Regions from separate parts of the Homo sapiens genome. Here regions 1 and 2 are each linked to region 3. Evidence: read pairs that join two places in POLR2A ChIA-PET (ENCODE). Cell type or tissue: MCF 10A. All regions are shown on one strand. Region 1 holds the start of LOC105370360 (a long non-coding RNA gene). Region 2 has its middle 35 kb from the start of LINC00396. Region 3 overlaps LINC03082 (long intergenic non-protein coding RNA 3082).

Region 1 (4,000 bases), 270 kb before region 3:
CAAAGTTAAAGTAGAAGCTGGAAGGAAATTGCAGCCAGTATCATAGATGAAGTGCTAATGATGCTTATTTAATACTTTAAAAGAGCGCTGTAAAAAATAAGAAACTAAAAACATTCTAAAAATTGGTGAATGACCTGAATACAAATTTCACAATAATGAAAATTAATGCAAGAAAGGCTTAAATGTGTGAAAGTTTGCTTAACCTTTCTTGTAATAAGATGAATGCAAATTAAAACCACAATGTGGTAGAATAGTTCACCTATCAGATTGGCACAGATCAAGAAGTTTGATAACACGGTGTGTTTGCCAGAATGTTGGGAAACAGGTTCCCACCCAAGGCTGCTGGTGGTACAGACTGAACAGCATCTATACAATTTGGCTGTATCTGTCAAAACGACAAATGTCTCATGTTCCTTGACCCACAATCTAATTTCCAGGAATTACTCATGTGGATGGGAAATGACTTCTTTATAAGGGTGTTCATTGCATTATTGTTAGGAATAGAAACTTATACACATGATTACAGTATTGTCTTGTAATGGCAAAGGTTTGAACCCTATGCAACTGTAACACAAACGAGGCAGCTCTGTTTATACTGACCCAGAATAATATTTGACTGTATAATGTGAGGTGGGAAAACAAGCTTCAGAACAGTGTGTATAGTATAGTACAACCATTTTTTTTATTTTTAAAACGTGTGGGTATGTGCACAGATACCTACTGCAAGTGACCTCACAAATATGGCAATGCGAGGAGCCAACCTGGCTTCCTGGGGAAGGGACGGGTTGGGGAGAGGACTCACGTTTCATCGTGTTACTTTTCGGACTTTCCGAATTTTGTAGCACAAGTATGTATCAAATATTTAACAGTGTAAAAATAATTGACTTTAATTTCTAAAGGCTCAGTAGCACTTGGTGATGATTTGGGGGTAGGGGAGGAAGAGAGGACCTTCAGTGTCCTGCACTGTCGCTGGGTGATGACAAGGTCTTCTCCTGAGATGGGGGAGGGAGAGTTAAGAGATTTATTTTGGACACACGAGGTTGGACATAATAGAAATCTGAGAGAAGATGTTGGATAGGCTGTTGGAGAGGCTTGGAATGGAGATATTAATTTGGGATTCATGGGCATCTAGCTGCATTTAAGTCCCTAGGATTTGCCGAAAGTGACTGTGAGAGATGAGATTGGAGCACCTGGGATTGGACCCAACTACTCTTAACATTTAGAAGTCAGGGACAGAAAGGTAATCTAGCAGAGAAAACGCAATGAAAGGGCACAGACTAGCTTGCTGAAGAACCACGGGAGTGGACAGCAGAGAGCATTGCAGCAGGGACTGGCCAGCCAGGGGTAACGAGGATGAGTGGTCCAGGCAGGGGACCTGGTGACATGGGAGCCATGTTGATCTAGTGCGTGGTTTCCTGGTGTGAGGAAGAGGGGAATGCAGCCTGGAGAAGGCATGACAGATGGGGCAGGATCCATGAGAATGAACTTTCAATAAATGAAGTCTTTGCATTATGAATTCAAAGTGCTATTTAGCAGAAACATTGGAGAACGAGAAGAATCCGAAGGAAAATCCAGGGGCAAAATAAGCATTATCCTCCGGGAGCAGAAGAGTCAGTGTCCCCAGGATGCAGCCAGCTTTCAGGAAAGGCTGAGACTCAGAAAGCATGGGAGTAGTGTTGCAATGGAAAGGACACTTGAGAGAAGACACTGGAAGTGTTTGGGAGGTAAAGGAGTGAAAAAGGGCTGGGTGAAAGGAAAACATCAGTTAGGATAACCCCATGGGAGAAAGTGGATAGCTCTAAGGGCTTCTACTGTGGGCAGAAATATGACGCATGGTAGGTTGAGTTGTTTGTTTCGTTTTGTTTTGAGACTGAGTCTTACTCTGTCACCCAGGCTGGAGTGCAGTGGCACAATCTCGGCTCACTGCAACCTCTGCCTCCCAGGTTCAAGCAATTCTCCTGCCTCAGCCCCTGAGTAGCTAGGACTATAGGCGTGCACCACCACACCCAGCTAATCTTTATTGTATTTTTTGTAGAGATGGGGTTTCACCATGTTGGCTGAGTTGGTCTCAAACTCCTGACCTCAAGCAATCCACCTGCCTCAGCCTCCCAAAGTCCTGGGATTGCAGGTGTAAGCCATCGTGCCCGGCCGGTAGGTTGAGTTTTAATGGTGTCTGTGAAGATGCAAGTTCAGCTGTAGCCTGGAAGTGTGACCTGGCATCTGAGAGGAGCACTGCAGCACCCCTTTTCTGTGCTGCTTGCATTGGCATCCATGGTGAGTGCAGCAATAGCTGTCATCAGTGAGCAAAGAGGCTCCAGCCAGGGGCCCTGTGGTGCCTACAGGGAGAGGCAGAGATCTGGGTGTCCCCAGGTTTTTCTGCTTGAGTCAAAGCCCCTGGGAGCCCAGGTATGAAAACCTAGGGGCTTCCATCATGTCCGGATGGTGGGTCTCCATCATTCCTCTTAATCTCATGGTTTTCTTGCAAAGCTGAAGAAGCCCCATTATGGGCTTTTCCTCAAATTGAATGTCATCTTGCAACATCTCTTCAGCTTTGCATTTTTGGAACATGGATCAGAATCTTTCCTTTCCTTGACTCCCTTTCTAGCAGCTTGTTAGAATGCATTCATGTAGCAACTGGGAATGAATGCGACACATTTACATTTAACACCTCCCTTCCATTGACTTCAGCTCAGACCTTTCCAGAGATTTCTCCATTAGAGGACTGTTAGATGCCACTAGACGTGTGAGACCAAATGATGTTGGCATCATCTTGGAATAGAGACGGAGACTGGGGTCTGGCCTTTCTTCTGGTCCTCAGTCCTGCAGGCTGTCCTTTCTCCACTGCACCTCCTCAAGGAGCATTCCTGGTAGCCTCTGGAACCTGCCCTGGGTGTGTTTTGGTTCACTCTCTATGCTTGATAGGCTTTCTCAAAGAACCTGCTGCATCGTAAGTGCTCAACACACTCTTTTCAGGATTGTTCTTTTATGTTTTTAGATTACAATTTTATGTAATTTTTTTCTGATTAAATACTTTTTGTGTGGCTACGGAAAAGTTCACATAAATTAACACATTAAAGACCTTTGAAAGCTCCTGACTGGCACAGTAGACACAGCCAGTACATATTGGCTATGATCGTTTGTGTTCTGTATCAGATTGGTTTACAGGCCACAAAGATGGGGGCCCTACGGATCCTCTCTGTTCAAGCAGTGAAGAGCTGGTATCTGAGGATAAAAGAAGCTTGTGTTGTAATGATGTGGAAATTCCAGAGGTTGTGATGGAATGAATGACCTAGAATAGAGAAGAGCAAAGCATGTTGGGAGCAGGGAGGTGGAAAAGGGAGTATAGGAAGAGGGGAAGAGGGGTCCCAGTTGGCCTCCAGGTTTCTGGAAGTACCAATCCTAGAGTCTTCTTGGTGAAGGGAGTTGGCCAAGGCAAGGAAACCTGAGCCCTTTGTGAAGGAGTCAGAGGAGGTTTATGACTAAAAAATGACAAATTATGCCATATTACGTATTCTGAACAAATATGTGTAAATACATGATTTAGATAAATTAGGTATTTATTAAATATTTCAAGATTTGGTTCCAGAAGAGTACAATTTGTCTCTTCACCATTGTTAGAGGGAAAAAAACAGGTAAAGCCAATCAAAGAAAGATGAAAGTTTTTAGAGGAAAAAAAAATCTAGTTTTGCAGCAAAGAGGATTAATCTGTAAAGTCTCATCTTATAGATGTGCTACTGTAGTAATCTAGAATTTGTTTCTTCTTATTCTTCATTTCCCAACAGTATTAAGATGAAGTGTGTAATCTTTAGAACTAGAGAGAAGTCTGTTTGCATCTGTGGGGTTAATGCAGAGAGGGAGGTGAGAGGTGATTCTTGCCATACTTGGTCACTTGAATAAAACTACCTATTCCCATGGCTTTCTCTTTAGGGAGTAGAAAACCCTCATTTCAATGAAATCAGTGTTTTTCATAATTGGAAGCCTACCTTCCAAGAGCTAATGG
Region 2 (4,000 bases), 53 kb before region 3:
CATGCATGCCGTATGGCGCCTACTTCTCACTTAGCAATACATTATAATCTTTTGCCAAGTTTGAAATAACCTTCTCTGGCCTGATGTTTATCGATTACATAGTATTCCATTGCATGAATTATACTATATGGTTAAATAATGTCTCTGAACCAAACGTCTAATTTTGGAGTCTTCCAGTTATTTTGCCATTTTATCTATCTACACACACGCATAAATACATAGCTCTGTATTATATGTTATATACATCATATAATGTATATAAAATTTGCATGCAATCTTTAATAACTGTTGTCAAAGATAACATAAATTACCTACTTTACATCTATTTTTCTTTTCTTCCTTGTTAATATGACTCTGATTTTGGTCAGTGTGGAAATATCCCTGGCTAAATTATTTCAACTCCTATATCACGAAGTCTGGTCAATACAGTGTAAGGAGAAAATACTGAGTGGTACTTCTGGGATGGCCCTTTGGAGAGCAGCAGATGTGGCTGGCCTGTTCCTGTGCTCTTGCATGTTTGTGTTGACCATTCCTTTTGTCTCGCCTGGGACATGGATACAATGAGCACAGGCAGGCAGCCATCTTAGGACCAAGACCTGAAAACCATGGGTTAAGGAGGGTGTGGCAGGAAGTGGGAAGGAGACTGGATCCCGACACCATGACAGGGCCATTATCCTAGCCCTGGACTACTTCCTTCTAAGTCTCATGTCATATGAGCAAAAAACAAGGGGATATAGTCAATAATAATTTAATTGTATATTTTCAAATAACTAAAAGAGTATAATTGGATTGTTTGTAACACAAAGGATAATGATTGAGAGGACATATACCCAGTTCTCCATGATATGATGACTGCACACTGCGTGACTGTACCAAAATATCTCACATACCCCATAAATGTATACACCTACTGTGTACTCACAAAAATTGATAAATAAACCTCTATTTGATGGAAGCCGTTTTTCAGTTTCTGTTATTCAACACAGAACATCATACTATCTTTTCTGTTTTTTTTTTTTTTAAAGAGGCAGGGTCTTATTCTGTTGCCCAGGCTGCAGTGCAGTGGTGTGATCACAGATCACTGCAGCCTTGACCTCCTGGGCTCAAGCAATCCTCTTGCCTCAGCCTCTTGAGTAGCTGGGACTAGAGGCATTTACCACCACGCCTAGCTACAACATAATACTATCTAACAGAGTTACCTCAGTATAAGATCTTAGAAATGAAAGTGTGGGTCTCAGGGTATACATATTTTAAAGACTTTATATTGTGATTATTAATTTGCTTCCCAGAAAGTTTGTATAAATATTAGCTCTGACCGGCTGTGTGCAAGAGTACCAGTTAGCCACAACCACTGTTGAGTATTACCCACCCCAACCCAACTCCACAGGGACGAATACACTGCATTGCTGTTTTCATTCCCCTTTCTTTGCTTACTGATAATTTCAAGGAGGGTTTGGTTTCAAGTGTTTTGTTGGCTTATATTTTCCTTCTGTGAATTTGTCATTTATATATTCTATTTGCTGCTTCTTTTAAGTTGAAGAATTGTTAGAAGAAATCATGAAGACAATTGCTGGGTTTGAATTGATGCTTGCAGCTTCTGGAGACATTTGTCTTGAGTGAAAGCATCAGGTGAGAGCTCTGAGAGCAGGTGAGCCAAGGCTGGGGAAGCGTCCTAAGCCAGGGGAGCTCTCCCAGCTGGTGCTGCACGTGCGCTCCAGAGGGAAGGCTCTTGATGCCTCCCGTGCTGCTTGGGGCCCTTCTTCAGGGAAGTGAGGATGTTTCTCCCAGGATTCAGATACCAGAAGCAGGATGACCACACCTCTTTCCTCTCATTCCTGAGGTTCCCAGTGCGTCCGCCTCCTCACATTCCTATGTGTTTGCCTCATCTAGTCCATGACTGGTACCTTTTTTCCTACAGAAAAACTGAAACAACTATGCAGTTTTCCCCATTCCCATCTCAGGTTCGGGGCAGCTTAATTAGAAAGTGTCAGTAAATGTGCTTTGAGATCCTTAGAAGATGAGTTGAGTGGTCATTCCCCAAGACCTCGGCATCGGTATCGCCAAGGCGGCTTTGCAGTAAATGTTAGGGGAAGAATGGAGGGCCATTTGTGTTGTGCAGAGGAAGACAAAATGTCCATCACATAACTGAACACGACTGAGATGGTCCAATTACTTTGTCTCTCTGGCTTTTTTCAATAGTGCAAAGGAATGGTGATTAGGCAAGAATCCTAAACAGGAGAAACCCAAGTCCGTTCTGAGGTGCGTTGTGCATGGAGGCTGCTGGGCAGCACCAGTCATGCGGTAGTGTACAACAGACCTTCAACACCATCAGCATAATGATCACCCACCCGCTCTGTGCCCAGCATGGAACCACGGCCGGAGCAAGCCCGGCTGTGAGCATTCAGTGTCTTACCCAGATGCCAGGAGCCTGTGTGTCTTGGGTCGGTGTCTCTCTCCCCCACTTCCTGGCCAGGCTCTTGCCCTCTCATGTACGAATCACTAAGCACGCTCCATCCTCAGCCTCAGCAGCAGCCTCTGCCCCACTGTCCAGTTCTATTTCTGCAGTACCTCACCATCCTTATTGGAGACAGCCCTCAGAGAACTTACAAGCAGAACACCGCACCAAGTCCTAATGCAGAGAGGGAGGGCCACCTGGAGCGCTTCATTCTTCATTGATCCAACAAGCCCTCCTCCTCCTCCTTCCAATGCAGCTAAGGACCCGCCTCTGAGAAGCCTTCAGAAGGGAAGCCAGCCTAATGCCTGTCCTTCTGGAATCCTTATTTGGTTTCCTCAACTGCACTGTCTTAGAATCTTCACTCATCAACCCCTCACATCACTCCCGGCTCCTGCCAGTGATAATTTCCATCTCCTCCTTCACTCAGGCTCAGTATCTCCCAATCATCATTGATTCTTCCTTCATCCTTGTTCTCAGCTTCTACCTCTGGAATCACAAAAATCCCGACTTTAAGATTTGAAGGGCCCGTGGGGATGGCTAAGGGCTTAGCTCAATACTCTAATGTTATAGATTAGGAAACCCAAGCCTAGGGGAGTGGAAGGGGCTTGTCCACAGGCTCACTGCAGGAGGGGAGAGGAGTTGTCACTAGAAACACTTTTCAGGAAGGAAAGTTTGTCGACTGCTTGTCCAGGGCTCTTTCCATTGTATCATCCTTGCTTCTCAAATGACATGAGGCTGACACCATTATTCTAACTCTGTTCCCAAAATGTCCTCAATCCCAAAATGTCCTGTTGGTTGATACCACTTCTTTTAAAAATCTGACCTTGAGTGTGTCACCTGCAGTAGATGTTGGAACAGGATAGAGTTTAAGCCGTCATTGCGGGTCATCTTCCATTTGCTCACAATTTATATCCCACTCTGTTGCCCCAGTCACATGAGTACATTCATCCCACCATCTTCCCCACATCACTTTCCTCGGATCTGGGATGCTGCCCGGCTCTCCTGTGCACCCTGATCTCCCCTGTCCCCAAGCACTCACCCAAAACTTTGCTCCGAACGCTTCACAAGAAGCAACCTCCGCAGGGCATGGTGGCTCACGCCTGTAATCCCAGCACTTTGGGAGGCCAAGGTGGGTGGGTCAGGAGTTCAAGACCAGCCTGACCAACATAGTGAAACCTCGTCTCTACTAAAAATACAAAATTAGCCGGGTGTGGTGGTGCATGCCTGTAATCCCAGCTAATTGGGAGGCTGAAGCAGGAGAATCGCTTGAACCTGTGAGGTGGAGGTTGCAGTGAGTGGAGATCATGCCATTGCACTCCAGTGTGGGCAACAAGAGCAAAACTCCATCTCAGAAAAAAATAATAATAATAAAGAAGCAACCTCTTCTCCCTTTACTGTCCTTTATTTTCATTTTTTATTTTTATGGGTGCATAGTAAGGGTATACATTTATGGGGTACATGGGATGTTTGGATACAGGCATTCAATGGTAATAATCACATCCAGGTATATGAGGTATCCATCCCCTCATGCATTTATCATTTCTT
Region 3 (4,000 bases):
GCAGCATCGTCTGCCAGATGATGGGGGGTCTGGTGTTTCTGCCTGCCTTGTCCCTTCTTTTTTTTTATTTTTTTAATTTTTATTTATTTATTTTTTGAGACGGAGCCTTGCTCTGTCGCCCAGGCTGGAGCCTTGTCCCTTCTTATATAACCTGGTGCTTGTTTATACTTTATTCACTCTGTAAGTTTTGGGGGTTCTGTCTCCATCTTTGCTCTTCTAAAATACATGTTATGTTTCCAAGAATGGCTCTGTATTCGTAAATGATTCTGCTTAGCCATTAACTCGTTTATCAAAACTTGAATGATCCGCGGCTCAAGGACATGAATTGCCTGTGATTTCTTTGATCTACTCTTAACTTCACTGGTGTTTGTTTGTTTGTTTGAGACATAGTCTCGTTCTGTCGCCCAGGCTGGAGTCAGTGGTGCAATCTTAGCTCACTGCAACCTCTGCCTCCCGGGTTCAAGCAACTCTTCTGCCTCAGCCTCCTGAGTAGCTGGGACTACAGGCATGCACCACCATGCCTGGCTAATTTTTGTATTTTTAGTAGAGATGGGGTTTCACCATGTTGGCCAGGCTGGTCTCGAACTGCTGACCTCATGATCCACCCGCCTCGGCCTCCCAATGTGTTGGGATTACAGGCGTGAGCCACCACGCCCGGCCAACTTCACTCTTATTTCTGAAAGTCTTGAATCTATTTTTCATATCTTTACTGTATCTGTTAATTCCCTTCCATTTATTCTATAAGCTGAATTTTTCTCAACATTATTTTCCAGCTCACGGCTGGTTCATCCATCGCATCCATTCTGTGACTTCTGCGTGCATCCAGAAAGGTTTAATTTTAGCATATTTAATAAGAACTCTTTTTTTGTTCTCAGACAGCTCCTCTTTCAAGGCAACTTATTCATGTTTTATGAAGGAATTATCCTCTCACTGCTCACTAAACACTAATTAGAACATTTTAAATTCGTTTCTGTTCTGCGAATTGCTGCTGCTCTCAATGGTTAGTTGCTTTGCTTCACGGTCTTGATTGTTCTTTTTCATGCTCTTCATTTTTGCAAATATCTGGTGACTCTTGTTTTTCTTAGAGTTTTGAATGAGAAACTCCACTCTTGCTTCTGTGCTTTGGTGGTGGTGTGGATCTGTACCCCCGGTGGGTCTCCACAGCGCCTGAACCTCTGTGAATTCGGGAAGCCACTCGGAGAATGGATAAGAGGAACCTGCCAGAATAACAATGGCCCATACTAGCCATTCTAAGATACAATTCACTCTGGGACATGATCACTCAGTGTATTTCTGTCCTAAAAAGAGCTGCTTTTCTTTCAAAAAATAATCTCTCTCCCCTTTCTTCTGCAGGGAACTGGGGTTACTGGACGTTGCATTCTACTTCTCAGGGTCCTTTCTAGCCATGCGGTTTGCTTTCTTTAGAGAATGGTTCTCAGCCTTTAGCTAAAGGTTTTAAAGAAGGCCTTAAGGAGTAACTGTACTAAGTAAAGTACTTTGAAGCTAATTATTTCTAGTATTTGCATATTTAATTCAGAAAGTGAAACTTCCCTGAGACCCTCCTGGCAAGCTCCGGCGTTGCAGTTCCCTCTGCCCTCCCTTCCCCACCCCTCTAATCCCCCTCTGCCCTCCCTTCCCCAGCCCTCTAATCCCCGTGCCTTCTGTCTTGCAGGAATTCCTCACGATGTCTTGCCTATGAAAATCTCCTGTCTTATTTTCTACTGCATTGTTATGGTTTTATTCCTTCTTAGGAGTATTTTTTTTCTGTCATTCAAACTGGTGATTGACAAGAGAAGGAGAGGGTAGACCAAATTTTTCCATTATTGAACATTAATTGACAGAACAAACAAGCCTGAAAAATAAATGTATAATCTTCATATTCTAGCCATTGAAAGTTCAATAAGGGGCTCTGCAACGTCACAATTTTCCTTAAACTTTTGAAATTCTTTCTGGACATATTTTTCTGAACTTTAGAGCAATGTACAGGATTCGAGAGTCTAAATACATCACTCTCCGCACACAGGAGCAGCAGATGCTCTGTGGTTAATGATTCATGGGGAATTACTCAGCCAGGCCACACAATTACAATTAATAACATCATCTGACTTCTAGGTGAACACTTAGTATTTTGTTGTTTAAAAAAGAAAAACAACAAAGAATTTGTTTTGACTTTATTTCCAAATAACAATATGTACCAAGAAGTAACCATAACAATTAGAGCAGAGATGTGAAAAGACAGGGCAAACGTGCCTCCCACGCCTTGCAAAGCTATTCAGGCCGTGACATTAGCAAGCAGGTCTGGGCCCGAACGTCAGCCAGGCAGAATGGTGTCATCACCAAACAAGGTAGACCCATGTGCTTCTTGAAAAACCAACCCAGAATTTCTATTTCTCAATTTCTATTTCATAATTTCATATTTCTATTTCCCATTCTATCAACAATGCTGTTAAATATTCAGATACTTAACTTGCAAGTCGAGCAAACTTACCTTACATGAATTCCTCTAAAAAGCTGCCACTTCTTTCCCCCCTCACTCTACCCATCAAATTGCTGATCATCGGATTCCTTTCATCCTGAACACGCTAAACTAAAAAAGTGAAGGGTTCAAAGAGACCCAAAGAAGCAAGTGTGTGCAACGTGTGCACGCATGTGTGTCTGCAACAGTTGTTCACCGTCCATCGTCAGTTGGTAGTACAAAAACATTGGAAAGATGATGATTCTGTTAATTAAAAAAAAAATAGTCTCTTTTCTTCAGGTAGCTCAAAGACTTCCATTTCAATTCACACCTCCAGAAAAGTTAGAATCCCAGCAGATGTAAGTAGGATGTTTGGAAACTTCACGCAAATCAACATGAGAGATGCTGATGCCTACAGAGGTCAAATCCTGCATTCTTCTCCTGACATAAAGAAACGCCTACCAGAATGATCACATTATCCACTCCCATCGTTTGCAGGTAAGTTAGCAGAAGTGGAGTCACCTTTTCCTACTTCTGAGGGAGTTTAGTATTTTCTTTTTTATTTTTTCTGAGTATGATCAATGGCTAATGACATTTTTATGCTAATACTTTATAGTTGAATTGTGGCTGTCCTAAAGAATGTTTTCTATTTTAAATTTCCTGTGTAACGGGGGTATAGATCTAATTTTTAGAAATGTCTCCCTTTATATTTTGGTCAAACAAGTAACACAATATTAATTTCAGTGGAAAATAATAATTCAAAATACAGAGATGAGAAGTAAGAAAAAAAGATAACAAAAATTCACAATCCAGCCATTGCCCCTCTCCCTCTTTTCCCCTTTTGCATCCCAGTGTCTGTTATTTCCATCTGTATGTCCACGGGTACCCACTGTTTAGCTCCCACTAGTAAGTGAGAGCATGTGGTATTTGATTTTCTGATTCTGCATTAATCCTATGGGTACTATGTTCACTATTCGGGTGATGAGTTCAAGAAAAGCCCAAACTGCAGCATTACACAATATATCCATGCAACAAACTGGCACAGGTACCCCCTGCATCTAAGATTAAAAATAAAAAGTAAGATTCTATGACCCAGAGATGATCACTGTTAGCATTGTGTGTATGATCCTCAGGACTATGTGTGTGTGAGTGTGTGTATGTGCACACACAAAAAATAGTCGGGCACCTGCACACACTGTGCTCAAGGCCATACTCACAGCGCTGCGTTCAGCGCCTACGAAAGCCCTGAGGGCGGGAAGGACGGCGCAGTGAGGAAGCTGGTCTCGGGCAGGTTTCTATCAGTCAGGACCTGGGGTGTTTCACCAGCTCCAGCGTCCTGGCTGGACTCTCCCTTCTGACATTGCCACTCCCTCTACTCCTGAGGAAAAGCCAGTGCCGTCCTTCCTAGAATCTCCTTCCTCGTTTGGTTCCAGGCAAGAGTCCACCAAGGAGGTGCTGGAGTGAGCTGGAGAGAGAGGCCTTCCCTCCTCATAGGCTGCTGCAGGCAGATGGGTTTTCTGTTTGCAGACCAACTCTGCCTGGATG

Evidence for each region. ChIA-PET counts read pairs that join two places held together with the same protein. Peaks named below come from ENCODE experiments on the same cell type or tissue, not always from the same donor. Only the 100,000 strongest peaks of a DNase experiment are listed, where the experiment ranks them.
Region 1: POLR2A ChIA-PET joins it to region 3 with 7 read pairs; 3 of 35 experiments call an interaction of 5 or more read pairs at or near these places.
Region 2: POLR2A ChIA-PET joins it to region 3 with 6 read pairs; 3 of 35 experiments call an interaction of 5 or more read pairs at or near these places.

The regions. Positions count from the first base shown.
Region 1 is chr13:109,794,896-109,798,895 of GRCh38, forward strand. LOC105370360 (a long non-coding RNA gene) reads left to right here and starts at 2,075. Exons shown (of 3, transcript XR_931723.3): 1 at 2,075-2,274. In MCF 10A, no CTCF peak of the experiment used is centred here; no DNase peak of the experiment used is centred here.
Region 2 is chr13:110,015,789-110,019,788 of GRCh38, forward strand. It overlaps a transcript of LINC03082 not described here. Among named protein-coding and RNA genes, the nearest start is that of LINC00396, 35 kb to the right of the region's middle. RefSeq lists an enhancer at 1,376-2,575. In MCF 10A, no CTCF peak of the experiment used is centred here; a DNase peak (open chromatin) is centred at 1,813.
Region 3 is chr13:110,068,622-110,072,621 of GRCh38, forward strand. The region is part of intron 1 of LINC03082 (long intergenic non-protein coding RNA 3082); the gene reads right to left. Among named protein-coding and RNA genes, the nearest start is that of LINC00396, 17 kb to the left of the region's middle. In MCF 10A, no CTCF peak of the experiment used is centred here; DNase peaks (open chromatin) are centred at 2,070 and 2,310.